2 separate regions of the Homo sapiens genome follow, and region 2 is linked to region 1. The links are chromatin contacts, found by Hi-C or POLR2A ChIA-PET in ENCODE. All regions are on one chromosome and are shown on one strand. The core of a region is the stretch at or near the end of the contact, and the rest is flanking DNA. Distances in the headings are between cores, read along the strand shown.

Region 1 (7,090 bases), core at 4,062-6,561:
CATCTCCAGAGAAAGAAGACTTTAGAAAAAGTCAGAAACGGCCGGGCGCAGTGGCTCACACGTGTAATCCCAGCACTTTGGGAGGCCAAGGCAGGCAGATCCCTTGAGGTCAGGAGTTCAAGACCAGCCTGGCCGACATGGTGAAACCCCGTCTCTAGTAAAAATACAAAAAATTAGCTAGGCGTGGTGGTGCATGCCTGTAACCCCAGCTACTCAGGAGGCTGAGTTGGGAGAATCACTGGAACCCAGGAGGCAGAAGTTGTAGTGAGCCAAGATTGTGCCACTGCACTCTAGCCTGGGTGACAGAGCAAGACTCCATCTCAAAAAAAAAGAAAAAAGAAAAAGAAAAAGTCAGAAACATCTTGAGGCAGGCATAGTGCTGTCATCTGTCCAATATTGAAGATGATTTAAGAATAAGAAAGAAGAGAACAAAGAAGAGACAAAGAAGTTGCCTTAGGTGTACCCACCCAGAAAAGGACAAAGGCATTCTTGTAGTCATTGTGTTGTATTTTAGCTCTTAAACTTTTTAAGAGATTAGAATAATTTGACACATAGAAGATCTAAACCACTGAAGAGGCTCTGAAGCAGATAAAAGTAGAAAGAAAATAAAAAACTAATTAGTTACAAACTAAGCTTAACCACAATTCATTTAAACGATACTATTTACTCTTCACATGATTGGTTTTTCTTTTGCTTTATAGTATGACATAGTTTATATCTTTAAAGGGGAATTAAAATATTTCTGGGAATTTTTAAAGGTAAGTTCACATAGCCACATAAAAACTACAGAAACAGATAAAACCTATCTTCTCATTTATTCCCTAATCCATTCAAATTAAATATAAAAATCCAAGCAGCCACAGTGATATTCAAAAAAGCAAAAGTGAGACAAAACAAAATTCATTTGTCACCTGTGGAGGTAGTTAACTCACCTAATCTTCACTCCAAACACCAGTAATTTTTAAAAGACAGAAATAAACATATGTTCTGCCTTCCCGGAAGGAACTATGTTTCAGGGTAGCCAAATAACCCAGTTGTGAAGAAAATGGTCTGCTTATAGAAAAATGCCAGCTAAAACATGTAGATAGAATTAGAGAATTAGAAATTCACCATTTTGAAACCCCTAATGAAATAATCAACTCAAGCAAGGATCATTAATAAATGCTAAAACAATCAAGTAAATATTGATACAGAACATAACTGAATATACACATGGTACAAAGTTCACGTCACAGACTACTGGCTTGACCCAAGGGGGAATATAACAGAGGAGATAGGCAGTGATCGCCCTAACCTTGCGATCCTCTCACCATCACTGATGATGGGATGTGAATACACATTATTGCCTATGAAATAGTCTTTAAAAAAAGAAGTTGAACCTGAATCTAACTAAACCTTGCAATGGGCTGAACGTGTATGTCTTCCCAAAATTAATATGTTGACATCCTAACCCCAAAGGTGCTGGTATTAAAAGGTGGGGCCTTTAGGGGTTCATTAGATCATAAGGACAGAGCACTCATGATTGGAATTAGTGCCCTTATAAAAGAGGCCCCAGAGAGCTAGCTAGTCTCTCCCACTATGTGAGGGCCCAGCAAGAAGGCCAATCTATGAACCAGAAAGTTGGTCCTAACCAGATATGAAAACCGCATGCTCCTTGATCTTAAACTTGCTAGTCTCTAGAACTGTGAGAAATAAATTTCTGTTCTTTATAAGTCATCCAGTTTTTGGTATTTTGTTATACCAGGCCTAAAAGCCTTTAGAACTAACTTCCAGTTAACCAGGAAAAAACAGAGTGAAAAGTTAAATGACACCATAAAAAGCAACCAGAAAATTCCAGAAGGGGAAATATTCTACAGGACCACTGACTAGTTTTTCAACAAGTCAATTTCATTAAATAAATACATAAACAAAGAGTGAGGGTATTTTCCAGGTTAAAAAAGTCTTGAGCTAAATAATCAAATGCAATGTGTGTCCCTTGATTAGAAGAAACTAATTTGAGCAAACCAGCCACAAAAGATATTTCAGGGAGACCAAGCTGGAAGGATCACTTGAGGCCAGGAGTTTGAGACCAGCCTGGGCAATGTAGTAAGACCTCCATCTCTACAAAAACAATAAATTAGCTGGGCATGGTGGTGTGCACCTATAGTCCTAGCTACTCAGGAAGCTGAGGCAGGAAGATCACTTGAGCCCAGGAGTTTGAGGCTGCAATGAGCTATGATTGTTTCACTGCACTTCAGGCTGTGTGAAAGAGCAAGACTTTGTCTCAAAAAATAAAAGGACATTTCATAATAATTGAGGAAATCTGAATGTGGACTGGGTAATAAATGATATAAAAAAACTATTTTTTATTCTGTTTGAAAAGATGATTTTGTAACCATACAGGAAAATGTTCTTATTTTTTAGAAATCTGCACTAAATAATTTAGGGGTAAAATATCATTTTCTTTAATATACTTTCAAACACAAGCAAAAAATAATCATGACACAAATATAGCAAAATGTTTACAATCAATGTTCTATGTTTGCCTATGAGTGCCATTAATCTCATCTCTCTGCTTTTCTGAAAGTTTGAAAATTTCAAAGTTTTATAACAAATTTTTTTACATCCCATAATTTTATAATAAATTTTTTAAAGTTTGAAGCAAATCAACAACTATAGCTTCAAAAATATTCTGACCCACAATAAACATTGAACAGGGTATATTTCTCCCATTTCCTAAAAAAGTTGGCCCAGGAAGGAGTATGAGAGCTGCCATAGCTCTCCCAAGGCTCATTATTCTCCATCACTCCATGGGAAATCCCAAAATAAATTTTTAAAAAAGTTGTTTAAATTTATAATGTTTTTGATTCTATAATAATTTTATAATAAAATAATTTTATAATGTTTTTGATTTTATATTTTTAATTTATAAAAATTTTTATACATGTTTATGTTTGAAATGTCTATTTCAAACTTTATGAGATATTAAAATATAAGTAATATAGTTCATCATTTTAGAAATGCCATGCTTTTCTTCTCCAGCAATTACATAATCAAAGAGTAACTGTAGTTTTTCCTAGAACATTGCTTTGTAGGCTGGGCATGGTGGTTCATGACACTTTAGGAGGCCAAGGCAGGCAGATCTCTTGAGATCAGGAGTTTGAGACTAGACTGGGCAACACAGAGAAACCCTATGAGTAGTAAAAACACAAAAATCAGCTGTGCGTAGTGGCGTGCACCTATAGCCCCAGCTACTCAGGAGGCTGAGGTGGGAAGATCACCTGAATCTGGGGAGGTCAAGGCTACAGTGAGCCAAGACTGTGCCATTGCACTCCAGCCTGGGCACAAAGTGAGACCCTGTCTCAAAAAAAAAAATGAAATTTAATTTAAAAAAAGAAAATTGCTTTGTAAAATTAACTTTTTCAATCAAAACCAAGATTTTTCAGATATAGAGAATGCAGCCCACTGGTCAGATTTGTCAGTTCAAAGAGAATAAATTCTAGTTTCCTATTTTTCTAGCCTGCTTATGATTATCCAATAGGATATCAAAAAAGACCAAAGCCTTTGGGATCCAAGTTCAGTATTCCTGAGTCTAACTCAGGATGCCAAATCAGGAGACAAGCACATTCTCATCAATTTTCAATCATTCGAGACCAATTTTGCTTATAATTATCCAGTTCTTTTCGACCACCTTTCTCCTGAAGCCTTATGGCTATTCACTTCACTTTAGCATAAGCCCCCAAGAAGGTGAACAAAATGAGGAAAAGATTGGTTAAAGTTGGCTGTTTGAAATTCTGAAACATGTCCACCATTCCCTTCACCCATGCCCACCCCTCTTAGAAGTAGTACTTTCAGATTATTTAAGAGTCGATGCTTCTATGTGGATTTTAATTTGTCATCTGTCCTTTATAACAGCTAGTAGGTTTAATTTGACTCTATTTTAAGCATATATTGACCTATGCTAATTATCTGTTAAAATAAATTCCACTCTTAGAGTTAATAAAGTGTGTTTGTCATGGAAGACCCATTGAAGTAAGAAGCTGAGGAGCCCTTATGGTAAAGTGGGACAAGAAATAATAAGACATAATAATTTTCCCATGCAAATCAACAACCGTAGCTTCAAAAATATCCTGACCCACAACAAGTATTGGACAGGCCCTGTTTCTCTCACTCCCTAAAAAATTGGCTCGGGAAGGAGTATGAGAGCTCCCATAGCTTTCCCAAGGCTCATTATTCTCCATCACTCCACAGGAACAGCCTGTCAGAGAAGAGTGAAAGACCATTTGTCAACCTCTCTTCAACTCCCTGATTCTAGCCAAACTTCATCAATCCCAACTGAGGAGCCAGAGAGAAATCAAACCCCATATATGCAGCATCATTGTCTACTGGAGTCAAAAATCACAATTCCACTACCCACCCCAACACCACTGGCCCTGTTTCTCCCAATTGCTTTTTATTGTGTTTTTAAAAAATCCTCTTTCCCCATCCCTGCAACACCGAGAAGGAGGAATTATAGTAGATAAATATGAAGCATGGAGATCCTTTAAAAGTGTTTTTAATAATAAATGAGAAAATGAAAAGGAGAGGGTTGGGAAGGAAGGAGGGAATTCAAATGCCAGAGAATTGTTCAGTTTCGCTTTTAAAGATGTTAACACTCATTTATACATCTGCAAGACACTCCCCTTAAAGAAAAGTTCTATGAGTGTGGGTCTGGTTGCATGAATAAGGATAAAATTACTTTTTTAGACGATGTTTCCCACATATAATTCAGAGACCCCTGAAATTAGGTATCCCTCTTGTAGATGTCCTTGAGATGCTGCTGGACCTGGGAAAGAGGAAACTGGGATATGGGTCTATGCCAAAAGGTGCTTCTAGTTACAGGACAGAGAGGAAAGGGGCAGAGGGAGAAAAACCTGAAGTCTGAGAATCTGGATTGCAGAAGACTACCGAGGTCGTGGGAGAAGGGAGAGAAAACAAGGATGAAAACCGAAAGGGGAAGAGGCATGAAATGTTGCCAGATGTCAAAAGGCATTTGGAGAGAAGTTGGGAATTGCATTAAGAAAACCACTGCAAATCTCATTTCAGACCATTTAGAGATATGCCCCCTGGGAACTGCGAGCTCAGGCTGTTTAGCATCAAACAAATGGATCCACTCCATCCCCACCCTAATTAAATAAATCATTCAGTAATTCCACTGGGTTAAAGAACCAAAATATTAAAAACCTTCAGGGCCTACTCTTGCCAAATATGTCAGGGATCGTGTGTGTGTGTGTGTGTGTGTGTGTTCTGAGACACCACTACTGTTAAATAGGCAGAGCTAAGACTTAGGGGACTGGCAGACTATTGCAAAAAGGGCACGGGGCAGAGGGACTATGTTGTGAGCCTGCGAAAGAAGTTTGTGTGGGGACTGTGGGCAGTGAACGCGTTGGGAACAATATGGAAAACTGGGAGCCGCCTTGGAATCTACAGGGCCGGGTAAGAGAATGTCCGAAAGAAAAATGAGCAGGTGCGGGATGTGCGCAGAGTCGGAGAAGAGTCCAGGGCGCCCGGAGTGGCTCCAGGAACGACGGAAACCCCTCAGGGCTTTTGGGGGCGGTGGGTACTAATAGAACCCAGTGTCCGGGGTGCGCCGGGGAGGCTGCGAGCGCGGCGGGAGTGGGGCGCTGGAGGGTGAGGACGCGGGAGTGAGGGAGCAAAGCCGGGCAGGGGCCTCCCAGCTGGGCCCGGAGGCAGCAGGCGGACAAGGGCCAGGAGAGGGCGCGGCGGCGGCGCGGCGGGAAGCGAGGGGCATCCGGACACTCGCCCCGTTGGCCGCGGCCATCGGCCCCCCGACCTCGACGGCCGTCCTGCCGAAGTACCTGCCGTCGCTGCCCACCCCCGTGGTGCGGCCCTGACGGTCGCGCAGGTCGACGGACGACAGCGCGCTCCGGATGAAGTTGGGCGGGTAGCTGCGCTGGCCCTGGAAGAGGCCGGTGGGTCGCCGGTCCTCGCAGGGCGCGGTGGGCACTGTCCGCACCGGGATGCGACTCCCCTCCGCGGCGCCTCCCGGCCGGTCCTGCTGCGGCTCCCGGGGCCGGAGGGAATCTGCAGCCGGCCGGGGGCCTCCGCCAGCCTGGCTGCGCGCCGGGACTCCGCCTCGCGCCCGGGCCCCTCTCCAGCAGGTCGGCGCCCCGCGCCCTGCACCCGCCCGCCTGGGGACCGCCCGCCCCTCCTCTCCGCGCGGCCGCTCGCTGACTCCCTCGGCAGGGATCGCTTCTGCCTCGCTGCCAAGTTTTCTCCCGCCCACCTTCTCCGCTGCCAGACCGCCCGAGCTGCCCTCAGTTTCTCCCCAAGTTGGACTCACTTTCGGGGTGTCCCACAAGCCCGATCCCAGAGCCTGCTAGCCCGACCCCGGCGACGCCTCCACCCGCGCCTGGCCGCAGCCTCCACCCGCGCTCGCCGCCCTCCGGGGCGCACCCTCCGCCAGAAAACAGCCGGCGGGCGGCGAGACTTCGGGCAGAGTGCGGGCTCCTCTCCGGCGCCAGGCCCGTCCCCTGTCTCCCTGGGAGTGCGCAGCCTACACGCACCAGTTTCTCTTTAGAACAAGGACTGGGAGGGATTTGCGAGGGGGCTGAAACCTTTTGCCATCAGCGAACAGCCTCAGCCAAAAACAACCCTGGAAAGGCGAGCTAAGAATGGTTATCTCCTGCCAGCGCTGAAATCGGAGGCCGGGCGCTGCGTGTGGGGTGTGTGTGTGTGTGTGTGTGTGTCTGTGTACCCTCCCACCCCGACCATTTGTTGAAGGGAATCACCACTGTCAGACTTCAATCCAACAGGACCCACTCGAGCCATCCACACTTGCCCCAGCCTCCTCCAAAACAGCACACTTTCCGGTATGGACAATTCTTTTTTTTTTTTTTTTTTCACTTATTTGTTTGTTGTGGTGGTTGCAACAGCAGCAACACAGACGACACATATTTCCCTATTCTTCTCGCCCTTCTCACCCTCCCTACCCAGCTCCTGCCTTAGAAACAGGCTTGGCCTACACTGTATCTGTCCACACTGTCTGAACTCTTCCCTGAATTAATCGTTTTCAGTAGGAGGGGGCTAAATCCCTTATTAATGCCCTACC
Region 2 (7,129 bases), core at 321-2,820, 160 kb before region 1:
TTTTCTTGAAAGACTGAAAATAGAATCTTAAGGAGATAGTGTTCTTAAAGCCTTGATCTGACTACTTGACTACTTATAACTTCTTTCTTCATCTACTAATTATTTTGAAAAGTCACTTAGTCATTTGTCAATCCTAACCTTTAGAGATAAACATTTAAAATCAGTTCACTAATCACAGCATTTTTTTTTTTTTAGATGGAATCTTGCTCTGTCGCCCAAGCTGGAGTGCAGTGGCGAGATCTCGGGTCACTGCAACCTCTACCTCCTGGGCTCAAGCGATTCTCCTGCCTCAGCCTCCCGAGTAGCTGGGACTACAGGCGCACGCCACCACACCCAGCTAATTTTTGTATTTTTAGTAGAGACGGGGTTTCACCATGTTGGTCAGGATGGTCTCGATCTCTTGAACTCGTGATCCGCCCTCCTTGGCTTCCCAAAGTGCTGGGATTATAGGCGTGAGCCACCGCGCCCGGCCCACAGCATCATTTTTCAAGGGTCTCTAGGGTGACCAGGTGTCCGGGTTTGCCAAGGACAGTCCCAGTTTCTACCTGCTGTCCTAGGACAATCATGAATAGTGCCCCTTTCAGTTTCAAAAGTGTCATAGTTTAGACATTAAATTACCTGACCACCCTTATATGCCCCATGTTTCTTAACATCTAGGCTGCTGACAAAATTCACATTTTCTGACTGTCAGTCTAGTGTTCTCTATACTAGACTGATACGGATCCACAAAGGAAGCAATATTGGCCAACAATTAATCTTCAGTCTTTGGATTAGTGAGAGGTGACAACGTGCTGGCAGCCGTCACAGCCCTCGCTCACTCTCCCCGCCTCCTCTGCCTGGTTTCCCAGTTTGACGGCACTTGAGGAGCCCTTCAGCCCGCCGCTGCACTGTGGGAGCCCCTTCCTGGGCTGGCCGAGGCCGGAGGCGGCTCCCCCAGCTTGCGGGGAGGTGTGGAGGGAGAGGCGAGGGCGGGAACAGGGGCTGCGCGCGGTGCTTGCGGGCCAGCGCGAGTTCTGGGTGGGTGTGGGCTCGGCGGGCCCCGCACTCGGAGCGGCCGGCAGGCCCTGCCGGCCCCGGGCAATGAGGGGCTTAGCACCCGGGCCAGCGGCTGCGGAGGGTGTGCCGGGTCCCCCAGCAGTGCCGGCCCACCGGCGCTGCGCTCGATTTCTCGCCGGGCCTTAGCTGCCTCCCCGCGGGGCAGGGCTCGGGACCTGCAGCCCGCCATGCCTGAGCCTTCCCAGCTCCGTGGGCTCCTGTGTGGCCAGAGCGCCCCCTGCTCCGCGGTGCCCAGTCCCATCAACTACCCAAGGGCTGAGGAGTGCGGGCGCAGGGCGCGGGACTGGCGGGCAGCTCCACCTGTGGCCCCTGTGCGGGATCCGCTGGGTGAAGCCGGCTGGGCTCCTGACTCTGGTGGGGACTTGGAGAACCTTTGTGTCTAGCTCAGGGATTGTAAACGCACCAATCAGCGCCCTGTCAAAACAGACCACTCGCTCTCTGTAAAATGGACCAATCAGAGGATGTGGGTGGGGCCAGATAAGAGAATAAAAGCGGGCTGCCCGAGCCCCCAGTGGCGACTCGCTGGGGTTCCCTTACCGAGCTGTGGGAGCTTTGTTCTTTCGCTTTTTGCAATAAATCTTGCTGCTGCTCACTCTTTGGGTCCACACTGCCTTTATGAGCTGTAACACTCACGGTGAAGGTCCGCAGCTTCACTCCTGAGCCGGCGAGACCACGAACCCACCAGAAGGAAGAAACTCCGAACATCAGAAGGAACCAACTCCGGACATGCCGCCTTTAAGAACTGTAACACTCACCGCGAGGAGCCACGGCTTCATTCTGGAAGTCAGTGAGACCGAGAACCCACTGAGTCCGGACACATTAGGATGTTAGAGTCCCACCTTCAAAGCATTTTTCTCCTGGAGTGGACTTTGCACAAATGGTAGGCCAATTGTGGAGTCAGTGAAGAACCAGGCTAATCCAGCTTGTTTTATTGGCCCCAGTTTTTCTTCTCAGGGCCGTAAACCAGTTATTACCAGGAAACAAAAGCAAAGTAAGTATTAAGTTTTGAATTGGTATTGAGGAGAAACATCTAAAATCAAGTCTCGCCAATCTAATTAAATTAGATTCCCAAACCGGAAGAAGCTTTGCAATTACTGCCAAAATGTCTCAGAGGGCATTAGGTTAATTGAAGCTGGAGAGGAGTGAGAAAAGAGGCAGCTGCTAGTCACTGAGAATAAGGACTCTCTATTTGCTGTGAGGTTTGTAGGGGCAGCACTTTGCTGTTGGGGTTTGGTAAGGGGATTTGTTTTAAAATTGGAATTATATTTTGTTGGCTTTTAATCATAAGCAGGGAAATACATTTTTCCTACGCCTAAGAATTTACATAAGCTAATTTGTTCCATAATTAGAAAAATCCTTGCTTTTAGCATATGGACTGTAACAATAGGGGTTGTAACTCGTGAGTCGTGTGACACATTGTTTCCCTTTGGTGAAGTTTTACTTTAAGATCTGTTGAGTATATCCAGGGAGAGAGATGAAGGTCAAGACATGCTTATTTTTACAGAGAGAGAGAGAGAGAGAGAGAAAGAGATTCATTAAACTTTGAGTTATACTTTATTTTTATTTATTTATTTTTTTGAGATGGGGTCTTGCTCTGTCACCCAGGCTGGAGTACAGTGGCATGATCTTGGCTCATTGCAACCTCCACTACCAGGGCTCAAGTGATTCTCCCACCTCAGCCTCTCAAGTTGCTGGGACTACAGGTGCACACCAACAAGCCTGGCTAAGTTTTTTGATTTTTAGTAGCAATGAGGTCTTGCTATTTTGCCTAGGCTGGTCTCGAACTCCTGGCCTCAAGCAATCTGCCTGCCTTAGCTTCCCAAAGTGCTAGGATTACAGATGTGAGCCACCGTGCCTGGCCCATATTTTACTCAGTAGGAATCTTTGCTATTTGCTATGATTTTTAATTCTTCTTGTATCTTAATTTTGCTTCCCCAATGAGTATGTTAAATGTTCTTTAAAATCTTCCTGTAAAAAAGTAAACATATTAAACAGCAGTTCTCTAATTGAATGTGCTAATTTGATAAATATTTGAGTGGATACCTACTATTTGCAAAGCTTCAAGGAATACAGTGGTGAGTAAGATAGTCTTTTTTTTTTTTTGAGACAGAGTCTTGCTCTGTCTCCCAGGCTGGAGTGCAGTGGTGTGATCTCGGCTAACTGCAACCTCCACTTCCTGGGTTTCAAGTGATTCTCCTGCTTCAGCCTCCCAAGTAGCTTAGATTACAGAAGCACATTACCATTCTTGGTTAATTTTTGTATTTTTAGTAGACATAGTTTCACCATGTTGGCCAGGCTGGTCTCGAACTCCTGAGTTCAAGTGATCCCGCCTGTCTCGGCCTCCCAAAGTGCTGGGATTACAGGTGTGAGAGACTGCACTTGGCCAATAAGATAGTCTTTAATGTCAAGGAGTTTATGATTTTTTTCTTGGCGGAGGTGATAAGAAAATATGTAAAAACAATAAACATAGGTTACAGTAGTTGGCATCAAAGGAATGGGGAAGGGCTTTTTACCAAGCTTGTCTAGCTTGTGTACCGCAGGCTGCATGTGGGCCAACACAAATTCATAAACTCTCTTTAGACATTATGAGATTTTTTTTTTTTTTTTTTAGCTCACCAGTCATCATTAGTGTTAGTGTATCTTATGTGTGGCCCAGGAAGCCAAAAGATCAGACACCCCTGCACAGAGAAAGTAGCGCTTGAGATGAACTTGAAGGTTGAAATTAAACTTTGAGAGGTATTGTTGGCAGGCAGGAGATAGGAAGCAAATAACTGCATCGAGTTGGAGAAATTTGTTGGTCTTTGGGGAAAAGCAAGTAGTTCAGTCTGGCAGGAGTTGGAATAAGTGTTAGGGAATAATGGGAAATAGAGTTAGAAAAGCAAATTGTGAAATACTGTGTATCAGTCGGCTTAGGCAGTTAAACTGCAGTAACAAAGGACTCTCCAAATCACAGCAATACTACAAGCTTATTTCTCTCTTACATTACATTTCCCTTGTGGGTATCTGTAGCTCTGCTCCATGGCTCCTTTGTTCTGGGGTCAGGCTGCAGAAGCAGCTTCGATCTGGGTTATCATCAATTCTGGCCAAGGGAAAGAAAATATGGGAGAACTGTTCAATGGTTTTCGTAGTGTCCGCTTGACTGTGGCACATGTTACAGCTGTTCACGTTTCATTGGCCAAAGCAAGTCACTTGGCCATGCCTGCCATCCCTGGGAAAGGGGAAATATAATCCTCTTACAGGAAAGGACAAAAAATATATAAAACAATTTACCAAAAGCCTTGAAAGCCAATCTGAGTCTTTTGCATTTAAATCTTTAGATGGCTTGGAGCCATGGCAAGTTTCTAGACAAGATAATATGGCTTAGTAAAACAAACAAACAAAAACATCAGGGTGTTTGTTGTTGTTGTTGTTGTTGTTGTTTTTTGAGACAGAGTCTCGCTCTGTCGCCCAGGCTGGAGTGCAGTGGCGCGATCTCAGCTCACTGCAAGCTTCACCTCCCGGGTTCACGCCATTCTCCTGCCTCAGCCTCCTGAGTAGCTGGGACCACAGGCGCCCGCCACCACGCCCGGCTAATTTTTTGTATTTTTAGTAGAGACGGGGTTTCACCGTGTTAGCCAGGATGGTCTCGATCTCCTGACCTCATGGTCCACCCGCCTCGGTCTCCCAAAGTGCTGGGATTACAGGCGTGAGCCACTGTGCCCAGCCCAGGGTGGTTTTTATGTTGTGTGTGTGTTTGTGTGTATGTGTGTGCATGTACATAAAAATTATTCAGGGTATTTATTATAAATGCGGGTTCCAGGATTCCAGAAGGTCTGATTCAGGGAGCTCAGGTAGCAAGCAGCCAGGTGGAGAGAATGTAGATTGTCCACAGACCTCATTTTATAAAACCCTGGATCAAGGAATCAACGGAGAGTGCTCAGGCAAGTGCAGGTGAGATGGGGCAGTGAGTGAGGGAACGGCAGGTAGGTCATGAGTGCAGAGGCCCAGATGCAATGTGGGCATATGGTAAATGGCCAGTACGGAGGCAGATAGATAAGAGAGAACAGATGGAACTAGACTTACTCAAGGTGGGAGGCTATGGTGCAAACAGCCAGGAAACAGGGTAGTGCAAGGGGCAAATCTTGGGAGCTGAGATTAGGAATATCAGGGGATCCTGATCTTCCCTGAGGAGGAGGAGGCAAGCCTAGCTGATGCAAGAAAAAGCTGAGAACTTGAGGAGAGCAGAGGCGATAAACAGGAAGTCGCAGGAAACTCGGTGCTTGTAAGCAGCTATGGAAAACTTGACTAAAAGCGGCCCCATAAACTTGATTTTGTATTCGGCCAGAAGAGGGTACTACGGTAGCACATATGCTGATGTCTGGGCTCGGCCGCCCAAACCGAGTAATGCCAGCTCCTGTCCAATAGGGTTATTAACCCGACCCACAGCGCGATATTTTGGGCGATTCATTTATTACTTTTATAGCCGTGAATCTTTTTAGAAGGAACTTTAAGGTTTCTATTTATTAAGGAATCTGGGGTTATTTTGTTTTGAACTGTGAATTCCTGTAGTCAAAAAGAAATTAATTCCACGGAGTTTAAGGGAATTATTACCCATTTATTGGCATCACTTGAGGCATGGAGAGGAGATTAGGACAGAGAGGAGAAAAGACCTAGAAGACAGAAAAGTGCATTTGAGGCATGACTTCTGGGAGTGTAATTGCTGAGCCCAAAAGGTTGGAATCTTATGGTTTTTTGTTTGTTTGTTTGTTTGTTTGTTTGTTTTTGAGATAGAGTCTCACTCTGTCGCCCAGGCTGGAGTGCAGTGGCTTGATCTCGGCTCACTGCAACCTCCGCCTCCCGGGTTCAGGCGATTCTTCTGCCTCAGCCTCCTGAGTAGCTGAGATTACAGGCATGCGCCACCACACCCGACTAATTTTTGTATTTTTAGTAGAGACGGGGTTTCCCCATTTGGCCAGGCTGGTCTTGAACTGCTGACCTCAAGTGATCCACCCGCCTCAGCCTCCCAAAGTGCTGGGATTACAGGCATGAGCCACCGCGCCTGGCCTATTTCTATGACCAAATAATATTCCATTGTGTGGACAAACTATATTTTGTTGATCTATTCACTAGTTGTTGGGTGTTCGGGTTGTTTCCACCTTTTGGCTATTATGAATAGTGCTGCTGCGAATGTTCGTGTTCAAGTTTTTGTGTGGACACGTTTTTATTTCTCCTGGATATATACCTGGGAGTAGAATTGCTGGATCGAATGGTAACTCAGTATTTAATGTTTTGAGGAACTGCCCAGCTGTTCTACAGTGGCTGCACCATTTTTCCTTTCCACCAGCAATGTATGAGTGTCTCAGTTTCTCCACATCCTCAACAACATTAGTTATGCTCTGTTTTTTAGGGGCTTTCTTGTTTTCATACAGCCTTACTCGTAAGTCGAAGTGGTGTATCACTGTGATGTTTTGGTTTCGTTTTTATGGTCTATGCTTGACATAGTTACTCTTATGTGTCAACTTGACTGGGTGATGGGATACCCAGCTGGTTGGTTAAACCTTATTTCTGGTGTGTTTGTGAGGGTGTTCCCAGAAAAGATTAACATTTGAATGGTTGGACTGAGTAAAGAAGATGGTCAACATGGGTGGGCATTATCAATCTACCGAGGGCCTGAATAAAACAAGAAGGCAGAGGAAGGTTGAATTAACTCTGCTTGACTACTGAGGTGGGACATCAATCTTCTCCAGCCCTCACCACTCCTGGTTCTCAGGCCTTAAGACCTGGACTAGAATCTACACTATTGATTCTCCACCTCTTGGACTTTGGGACACCACAGGCTTTCCTGGGGGTCCAGTTCACAGGTGGTTCGCAGCGGGACTTAGCCTCCAGAATGATGTATCCAATCAATATCTTTTTAATTTAATTTAATTTAATTTTACTTAAATTCTGGGATATATGCATAGAACATGCAGGTTTGCTACGTAGGTATACATGTGCCATGGTGGTTTGCTGCACCTATCAACCTGTCAACTAGGTTTTAAGCCCCACATGCATTAGGTATTTCTCCTAATGCTCTCCCTCCCCTTTCCCCCCA

What was found. Hi-C counts contacts between places; a loop is a spot of excess contacts on that map. ChIA-PET counts read pairs that join two places held with the same protein, here RNA polymerase II (POLR2A). Pooled maps may share reads with other maps.
Region 2: a pooled map shows a loop between it and region 1 (2.3-fold over the local background). The contact joins the promoter of LINC02936 here to the promoter of PGM5P4-AS1 in region 1. A Hi-C loop is called at or near these places in 1 of 168 maps with a recorded cell type or tissue (A673) and 6 of 50 pooled maps. POLR2A ChIA-PET finds 5 or more read pairs at or near these places in 1 of 52 experiments (activated B cell).

The regions. Positions count from the first base shown.
Region 1 is chr2:113,540,911-113,548,000 of GRCh38, reverse strand. It overlaps PGM5P4-AS1 (PGM5P4 antisense RNA 1), which reads left to right and starts at 5,311. Exons shown (of 3, transcript NR_121186.1): 1 at 5,311-5,454. It overlaps LOC124908046 (EZH inhibitory protein-like), which reads left to right and starts at 5,493. Exons shown (of 3, transcript XM_047446881.1): 1 at 5,493-5,574; 2 at 5,697-6,851. The coding sequence starts at 5,493. The coding sequence ends at 6,559. It also overlaps the pseudogene PGM5P4.
Region 2 is chr2:113,698,615-113,705,743 of GRCh38, reverse strand. LINC02936 (long intergenic non-protein coding RNA 2936) reads left to right here and starts at 1,570. Exons shown (of 3, transcript NR_186169.1): 1 at 1,570-2,047. It also overlaps a transcript of SLC35F5 not described here. RefSeq lists an enhancer at 5,225-5,284.